2 separate regions of the Homo sapiens genome follow, and region 1 is linked to region 2. A link is a contact called in ENCODE Hi-C or POLR2A ChIA-PET data. All regions are on one chromosome and are shown on one strand. The core of a region is the stretch at or near the end of the contact, and the rest is flanking DNA. Distances in the headings are between cores, read along the strand shown. Region 1 overlaps PPP2R5E (protein phosphatase 2 regulatory subunit B'epsilon). Region 2 holds the start of PRKCH-AS1 (PRKCH antisense RNA 1).

What was found. Hi-C counts contacts between places; a loop is a spot of excess contacts on that map. ChIA-PET counts read pairs that join two places held with the same protein, here RNA polymerase II (POLR2A). Pooled maps may share reads with other maps.
Region 1: a pooled map shows a loop between it and region 2 (2.4-fold over the local background). The contact joins the enhancer-like site here to the promoter of PRKCH-AS1 in region 2. A Hi-C loop is called at or near these places in 3 of 50 pooled maps. POLR2A ChIA-PET finds 5 or more read pairs at or near these places in 2 of 52 experiments (GM10248 and activated CD8-positive, alpha-beta memory T cell).

The regions. Positions count from the first base shown.
Region 1 is chr14:63,469,584-63,474,293 of GRCh38, reverse strand. All of the region lies in intron 2 of PPP2R5E (protein phosphatase 2 regulatory subunit B'epsilon), which reads left to right. Among named protein-coding and RNA genes, the nearest start is that of PPP2R5E, 71 kb to the left of the region's middle. RefSeq lists an enhancer at 2,560-2,639. Within about 2 kb of position 2,918, at least 6 of the 41 ENCODE cell types and tissues checked have a DNase peak (open chromatin) inside an H3K27ac peak, as active enhancers do.
Region 2 is chr14:61,321,056-61,325,708 of GRCh38, reverse strand. It overlaps PRKCH-AS1 (PRKCH antisense RNA 1), which reads left to right and starts at 2,891. Exons shown (of 5, transcript NR_186042.1): 1 at 2,891-3,174. PRKCH (protein kinase C eta) reads right to left here and starts at 4,130. Exons shown (of 14, transcript NM_006255.5): 1 at 3,245-4,130. The coding sequence starts at 3,607. RefSeq lists enhancers at 2,698-3,241, 3,242-3,786 and silencers at 3,748-3,917, 4,068-4,337.

The sequences.
Region 1 (4,710 bases), core at 1,669-4,168, 2.1 Mb before region 2:
GGCAAGTGCCAAGAGTCACCTTTGATCCCTCTCTGTCTGTTAGTCACTTTTCACCTCTGTATTCTCCCCCCAGAGTAGTTTCTATCAGCAAGCACAATTGATTCTACCAATTCTTCTTCCAGTAAATTATCTCTAATTTGTCCACTTTGTCTCCAATCCTTCCCACGATTCTGTAACAGTTGCCTCCTATGTAGCTGTAGTCTCCTAACTGGTGTCCCTGTTTCTTATCTTGCCTCTTTTCCATTCATTCAACTCATTGTGACCAGAGTGATCTTTTTAACAATACAAATCATATGAATGTCTCTCCCTCAGGTTTTAATAATACAAACCATGTGCTCACTCCAACTTTAATACTGTCATGATTCTTTACTGAATCCGGAATTAAATCCAGGTTCCTTCTCTTTACCTTTCACTATTTTCTTTTCACCTTGGCTTTTCTATTGCAATTTTTCTGACATCACTAATTAGAATTTAATGTTAAAGTCAAATGCATGTGGGTTAAAACTCCCAAGTTTCTAAAAACTTTAAGAGACTTGATTTTCTCTCTCCATGTCATCCCCTTTTCCTGTTACTCTTCTTCATTTAATAAAATCCACACCAAAACCAAATTACAATTAGCCCTGTCTCAGCCTCTTGAGTCTGATTGCATCAGACATTTCTCAGACTTCCTAGAGAGCTGTTTTGGTTGTTTCATTAGCATTTAGAGGCATTTCTTTAAAATTACGGAAGGTTTTACTCTTGTATATCTTTAGTACACTGTTAGCACTGGGAAATGTCTCAGAGCTTTACTTCTTGTTTTTGCGGGCACTTCATCATCTTGGTTCTCTGTCCCTTCCTATCCTGAGTTTTCTGCCTCATTGTTGAGTTTTCTTTAGCTTGTCTCTAGCTGCCCCATGGTTCCATTTTTAACCTTCTGTTCTTCGTTTTCCCCTTACTCAGTCATTGAGCTTATCTGTTCCTTTGATTTCAACTTTCACCTTTATGGGAAAACTCTGGAATCTCTACCGTTTAATTTATAGCCCCTTGTTTCCAGTCCTATTTCGAGTCTTTTTCTCCCTTGGAGTTACCTCACATTCTGTTGTTGCCACTACAGTTCATGAACTTCCTTGACTAACTTCTCTGTCTGATTGTTTCATTTTTACCAACAGTATCATCATTCTTCCAACCTGGAAACATTAGTAATCTTTGACTATCTTTCCTTTCTGTTATATCTAATGTAATTTAAAAAATCCCTTTGTTTCTTACCTTCTGGTATCTCAGCTTCTTTTTCTTCTATTCTTCCACGGCCATCAACTTCGTATAAGCCCTCATAACTCTTCATACTTGGTTCTGATGACATTGTTTTTGGCTAATTTGATTGCCTCCCTTCAGCCCCCGCTAAAACACTTCTCATTATGTTTGCTCCTGTCCCACATTTCTGTGTTGTCAGCCACATGAAACCCAGGTTACCCTGCAGTTTGTAAAGTCCTTTCTGGCCAGGTATGTCCTCATTCCTCCCTCTCATTTCCCACTCTTTCTAGTCACCTGTCTTCCATGCCCTAGACATGCATATCTTCTTATAATTTCTCCCATAATGTGCTCACTCTCACCTCTGTGCTGTTCTTGTCTAAAATATCTTCCACCTTTCCTTTGTTTATTCCTTGTTCTATTCATGCTTCCTTTCTGTCCCATCACTAGCTGAAAGCAATTCAACCTAACTGGCTTTCTAATTGACCTTAGGCTGTGCTGGTGATAATACAGGTTTGAACTCTCAGTTAGACTCCAAATCATATGCAAGTTCAACAAATGTCAGGTGTTCAAAACAAAATGAAACAACCAAACTTCTGTGTCATTACATTTTCCTGAACAGTAAATTAAATCCAAACAAGGTTGAAGTCTTGAAGTAAGCCAGCTTTAGTGCAAAGGAGAAGGCTGGAAGGTTAGAGAAGACTTTGAATCATCTTTTGAGAGACTTAACACTAATGTAAAGGGGTCCTTTATTTTATTTTTTTTTGAGATGGAGATTCACTCTTGTCACCCAGGCTGGAGTGAAATGGCGTGATCTCAGCTCATTTCAACCTCCGCCTCCTGGGTTCAGCCGATTCTCCTGCCTCAGCCTCCTGAGTAGCTGGGATTACAGGCGCCTGTCACCATGCCCGATTAATTTTTGTATTTTTGGTAGAGATGGGGTTTTGCCATGTTGGCCAGGTTGGCCTTGAACATCTGACTCAGGTGATCCACCTGCCTTGGCCTCCAACAGTGCTGGGATGACAGGCATGAGTCACTGTGCCCAGCCTAAGGGGGCTTTTAAATATTAACAGAAATAACAGGCCAGCTGGAGAATCTTTCTAACCCTTGGTAGTTGCATTTTGCTTGGTACAAAGAGGAGATAGATGACAGAATGCTTGTCTTCCTCAATCTATGTTAAAGAGTCTGTTAGGAAGATTAGGAAGATTAACCCTTCCAGATGGTCCCTCCAGTGTACGTTGTAGATATTAGATGAAAACAAAAATGATCAGTAGTGATAAGCCAGCTCTCATTAGTCTTTAGCAGAGGTGGGATAGTGTACAGGTGCCAGATTGTGGAGGTCTGAAGCTCAGCAGGGCCCCCTTTCCAGCTGTGTGATGGTGGGCAAGTTGCTAAATATCTTTGGGCCAATTTTTATATGTAAAAATAAGGTTGGTAATACCTACCTCACAGCATTGTAGAAAGGATTAAAGGAGTTAATACATGTAAACTCCTTATAATAGTGACTGCCACAGAGTAAGTGCTTACTAAGTTTTTACTATTATTATGTATACATGATATGACTGGGAAGGGATGACTCATTCAAGATTTTCAGAAACTATTTATTGTGAAACAGGAAATGGCTCTTTAGAATGCGTATCTTTTTCTAATACCTGACCTGTCTTCAGTGACTCTTGTTTATTTTGGGTTATTCATTCATTAATTAACAAGTGTATTTTGACATTGCTTATAGTCAAGATCCTGAAAGAGTGTATTGTCTGTAGGAGATCATGATATTTTCAATAGAGGATAGATTCTGAAAACTTGTGAGAGTTGTATGAATGAGGTTCTTCTGGCCCATCTGGGTCTATGAACAATCTATACATAAGACATCTGGTTTTATCAGAAATTTGAAACTTACGCATTTTTATGTGTACTCTCCATTCTCAAAGAGAGCCTGGTGCGTGTTTTTGCAGATTTATGTAATATGAGAGTTTCTGGAATCTAGATGAATGTCATTCAGAGTGGTCTCTCTTGAACTTGCCCCACTTGGCTTTTTTCAAAGAAATGTTGTCATCTGCATGCTATGCTTGCTTTGGACTTCAGGGTGGGGTAAAAAATGGCTCAGAAGCTATTGCTTGGTCACCTTTGTAATATCAGGGTGCATTAATGGTACAAGCAAGCAATGTAGATTGTCAAAATTTCAGAATTAGACATTTTATCTTTTTATTAGGATGCTGTAATTTTTTTTTTTTTTTTGTAGAGACGGAGGTCTTTCTGTGTTGATCTTCCCACCTCAACCTCCAAAAGTGTTGGGATTATAGGTGTGAGCCATTGTGCTCAGCCACGTTTTTTTTTTTTTTTAATCTGTTGATAAAGGCTTGTTTTTATGATCCTGTGAAAGTAGATTAGGTGTCAATAGAGTCTTCAGATAATTTGCTTGTTTTATGCTGGAAATTCCTATTAAAATTATGCAATTGGATGAAGCCATTTTGTTATTGTCACTATGAAGTATTTTTTAATAATATAAATATGTTCTTCCTAGAGATAACCCCTTAACCCTTTAGTAGACAGGATAATCAATCACCACATTATCAGAGGGCAAGTCGGTTTTTTTTTTTTTTTAAACTTATGGAAAGGTTATGAGTGCAGAGTGTGATTGTGGAATACTGTGTGCCTTGGGGTTGGAACTGGGCTATAAGTAGGGAGGTAGGAGGCTGGATGCAGGGGCTCACACTTGTAATCCCAGCACTTTGGGAGGTCCAGGCGGCAAGGATCCCTTGAGCCTAGGAGTTCAAGACCACCCTGGGTAACATAGTGAAGCACTGTCTTTACAAAAACTACAAAAATTAGCTAGGTGTGGTGGTGCATGCCTGTAATCCCAGCCACTTGGGAGGCTGAAATGGGAGGATTGCTTCAGCCAGGGAGGTCGAGGCTACAGTGTGCTGTGACTGTGCCACTGCACTCTAGCGTGGGTGACAGAGTGAGACCTTGTCTCAAAAAAAGTGGGGGGTGTGGGGAGGTAGGAGATGAGGAGGACAAAAATCATTGTTTATTCTTTATAATCCTACTGCCACATTTATCTGTCCAAATAAATGGAGAGGAGGAAGTATTTCATTTTGGTGTAAAATTATCCCTTCTGGTTCTTTGTAGTGAAGTTGTTTTTACACGTTAGCCATTGACCCAGAATAATAAAACTGAATATCTTGCAGCCTTGGTTCTCTTACAGGTAAAATGGGAATATTAACATGTATTAGGCAGGAATTTTGTAAGATTTTAATGGGAGGATATAATGAAGGACCTAAGCTGGAGGTCCATTTCCTTGTCAGGTGCTTTTTTCTTTTCTGTCTCTCAACTTGGTCCATGAAATTCAGATACTTTACTTGATTTTTTTGAAACGGAGTCTTGCTCTGTCGCCCAGGCTGGAGTGCAGTGGCACGATCTCGGCTCACTGCCAGCTCCGCCTCCCGGGTTCACGCCATTCTCCTGCCTCAGCCTCCTGAG
Region 2 (4,653 bases), core at 1,642-4,141:
TTTACGTATTGCAGTTATTTTCCCCCATTTGTGGCTTGGGTTTTTATTTTCTTAAACATTCTCTGGGAAGCAATAGTTTTTCATTTTGATAAAGTCCAACTTACTGATTTTTTTATAGTTGGTGCCTTTTGTACGCTATCTAAAAATTTTTTGCTGAACCCAAGGTCACTACAATTTTGTTTTCTTATAGAAGTTTCACAGTTAAACTCTTACATTTAGGTCTATAATCCATTTTGAATTAATGTCTTTGTAGGATGTGAGGTAAGTGTCAAGGCTCATATTACTGTATGTGGCTATCCAGTTGTTCAAGCACCATTAGTTGAAAAGACTATCATTTCCCCCACTGAGTTGCCTTCTTGGCAGCTTTATCAGAAATCAGTGGGTCATATATGTGTGGATCTATTCCTAGACTCTCTTCTATTCATTCCACTGATCTGTATGACTCTCTTTATTCCAATATCACATTATCTTGATTACGGTCATGTTACAGTTAGCCTTGAAATCAGATACTCTAAGTCCCCCAACTTGTTCTTTTTCAAAACTATTCTTAGACTGGTCTCAGTACTTTACATTTCCATATAAATTTTAAAGTCAGTCTGTCAATTTCTACAACAAACTTAGATTTTGACTGAGATTATACTGAACCTATTGAATACTTTGGGAAGAATTGAGATCTTAACCATATTGAATCCTCTCATCCATAACCTACAGCTAAGAGCTTCTCTGGATCTAGCAAAAACTAAGTCACTAGGTTTTGGGGGTTTTTTGAACCTGCAACTTCAATAGTTTTTTTTTAAGTCAGTAATCTGTAGTTCCACTTGCAACCATAAATTTATTATGGAGTAAATTCAATTATTCCACATTTAACTCTCTGAATAAACTACATGTCAATTTAAAATACTAAAGATAAATAAGTATTTCTTTAATCCTGAACTTCAAAAGCACCTTTGGGCCAGATGCAGTGGCTCACACCTGTAATCCCAGCACTTTGGGAGGTTGAAGTGGGAGGATGGCTTGAGGCCACAAGTTCAAGACCAGCCTGGTCAACAAGGTAGCAAGACCCCATCTCTATTTTTTTAAAGCATTTTTGAACCTATAAAGGATACTTTTTTAAAAAAGCATGCATTCCATATATTTCCAAATTTTTTTAACAAGATTTTCTTTAAAAAGAAAAGAAACAACACTCTGCCCAACCTATGTTCCATATCCTTACAGTTCTGAAATACCCAAAACCTTTTTAAAAAAAACAACAAAAAAAAAATCTGCCTTCTGATGCATGCAAACGCATGAAAAACTGCTGGTTTCAAGGTCATTTAAATGCTGACCCTCCCTACCAACCACTCAACGTTTTCCAAAACACCACCAGTGGGTTATATTAAACATCTAAGTGTAATTATTTCAGACCATTATAAATATCGATATCTGATTTACACTGAATATTCATCCAGTGGAACAATAAGCAGCTCTGTACATGCCACCTAGTCAGATAACGTGGATCTTCCTACACTTATGACACCAAGAAGTCCTCATCTTTTGGTCTTCATGTAGGCTGCAGGTTCTCCACCTCGACTGCATACTGGAATCACCTGGTGAGCCTAAAAGTACGGATGATGGGGTCCCACAGCCAGAGATTCCTATCTAGAATCTTTAAAAGTGGGGATTTTTTAAAGGTCCCTGGGTGATTCAAGTGGGAAGATTATGGTTGAGAAGGACGAGTCTAGGCTATCTCCAGGAAGAGATGCTTCTCATGGCCACTGGCCAATCTGCACCACCATAATTCAGAACCTAGTTCCTCTAGAGCTTTGCCCGACCTAACTCCTAATCAGACACTAATAGAACTCAACAATTCCATCTGGATGCCTACACTCACTTCTATTTCATTTCCAGAAATTCACAGGATAAATGTAAATATCTAACTGTATTTTAGCAATTCCTCTCTAGTCCCCACTTCTAAGTACCACAAAGTAAATTAGGCTGAAGGGAAATTAACTCAATATAATTTGACGATTAAGGTTAGTCATTATGGTTTTTGTACTTCTATTTAAAAGAAAGGAATAGCTCCACAAGCCATCTTTAATTTTAGAAAATATACGGTAAAATTACTAATTCCACAAAGTATAAAATAAATACCTAAATGAGCCTTCATCACCATCCATCTGATTTCACCACTTGTAAATTTCAAACATTTTCAATACTGATATTGGGTTCAAAACTGACTCCCTCCAGAACTTAAACTATTAAACTCCTGAGAGTCTTCAAATGGCGTACTCCACTTTGCCAAACCAGACTACTTTATTATAATTATCATTCCATCATCTCAAAGTGGGAACGATGACACCTGCATCACAAAGACAGTGTGAGGATTAGGCAGTAAAAGCATGTTAGCACCGTGTAGAGCGCTCTAGAAGTTTTAATTGATTTACAGCAGAAATTATGCCTCCTGGGAACTATGTGAAAAGCAGAGGCAAGGGGAGAGCTGCGGGTAGCTACACGTCAATACCCAGGAACACAGGCTGGTGATGGGGGGAGGGAAGACAGTTAACAACCTCCTGAGGAGTCCTTACAGCCTCTTCTCAGACCCATAGCAGCAGAAACCCACACTGCAGGACTCCCACCTCGGACTGACTAAGTTACTTGCAAGTATATGTAAATCTCATCTCCTTGGAAAAATGCTAAATAATAAAACTGCCAACGTGCAGACCCAGGCGCTCATTTCCCTGCCAGTGTAGCTCATGTACCTCTGGGATGTGCAAGCCGAAACACGTGTGCACGTCTGAGCGGCTGAACCAACATGTATCCATAAACATTATGAATAATACTCGCGAGAATGTACGGCTTTCTCCTAAGTAGCGCTTGAAGCACTTTACCCAAATCAAGTCCCTTTTGTATCACTCCTTCCCTGCCTTTCCTACCTATCACTCTCGTGCTGAAAGTTGGAGCTCCTTACCCAAAGACTGGGCGGAAAGGGTGACCGCCCTGGACCCCTGCCCGACTTCCCGTTAGGCCAAGCCGCTGTCCTGAAAGGGGATCGTGTCCAGGCCGGCTTCCTGGAGACACACCTGCGCCTGCACACACCCACCGCGGTCGCGTCACCAGTGCCGCGGCCACGTGGACGAAGACCAAAGTCTGGAGGGAATTCCCTCAGCCACAAAGCGATGGGAAAGCGGGACCCGGGTGAGTTTTGAAAAACATAAGGGGAACGGGGGTTGGGTGGACACAAAGGGAAGGGGTCACCGCTACTCACCCAACCCTCGAAGGTGTCCGAGGCGCCGGTCGTGCGCAGCAGCTCCTGGAACTGCAGGGTGCAGTTGGCCACGAAGTGGTCGTAGCCCAGGGGCGTCTCGTGGAAGACGGCCAACTCGAGGTGGCCGCCGTCGGTGACGTTAGCGCAAAACTCCTCGTTGTACGTGGGTTTGTTGGTCTTCTGCTTGGTGCTGGTCTGGCCCACGCGCACCTGGTCCACGCTCACCGTCAGATAGGGGTCCAGCAGCTGGTGGCCCTTCTTGAAGAGCGAGTGGCGCAGGGACCAGCGGGTGGGCTGCAGCCCCACTGCCTCACCGATGCGGACCCTCAAATAGCCATTGAACTTCATGGTGCCAGACGACATGCCGGCGCCGCTGCCCCGGCCCCGGGGGGCCGCGCTGCTTCGCAGCGGGAGAACCGGGAGTCCCGTCTCAGGCCAGCCCTCGGGACAGGTGCAGGAGTCGAGGCAGCCCTGGGGAAAGGCAGCGCCTAAGCGCCCCTCGACTGGCCATTCTGCCTCCTCCGTGGGACTTTTCCCTCCCCTCCTTCCCTCCCTCCCGAGGTGGAAAGGAGGGGAGCCCGCCGCCGAGCCCTCAGCGGGCCGGGGAAGCCCGACCGTCCCTTCCAAGCGCGCGGCGCCTCCCGGGGACTCGCGCAGGACTCGCCCCTTCTCCAGGGCCGGGCAGCTCCTCTCCCTGGAGAGCCGGACCTACCCGTCCGGTGAGCCCCAGCCCCAAGCGTCTCTTCCCCCGCCTCCTCTTGCTTCTCCTCCTGCCCCCGCCTCCGAAGGCTCACGCTCTCCCCCACTCGGCGAGCTTCAAACCAGGAAGCAGCTGCCGCCGCCGCATCCCCGGCGAGAACCTCGCACCGCCAGGTTCCAAGTTCACAGAACCCCCGCGTCCGCTCCCGCGCCTTCCGGACCCCAGGGGCGTGGCCCGCGGTCCGCGGCCCGGCCCTGCGGTGGGTGGATCCCCGCGCAAGCCCCCGGGAGGCCAGTGCCCGCTTGCGCCGCCCTGCGCGCCCTCCTTGTAGCGCTGGGTCTGGCCGTGCGCTGCGGGTTAGGGGCCACCCCGGGCGCAGGCCAAAAAGGAAAGGGTTCGTGGCCCAGCCCGAGCAAACACCTGAGGCGTGGTAGACTGACCTGGGGAGCGATGGAAGGTTGGGAGGACGCAGAGGAGGGCGCTCCAGCCAGGAACCCGCGCGGCGAGGAGTCGCCCGCCCCCTCTCTCCCAACCTCCCCGGTGGGCTGGTGACCCTGCAGGGCCATCCCCAAGAGGCCCTGGCCGGAGGCGGGGGCACGGCGGGGAGGTTCTTTTTCCTAATATTTACAGGGATGGCTCATCCCGGGGTCAGCTCGAACGCATCCTGTTTGTGCGCCTTTCCTGCAGAGGCTAATTACACAGTTGTGTG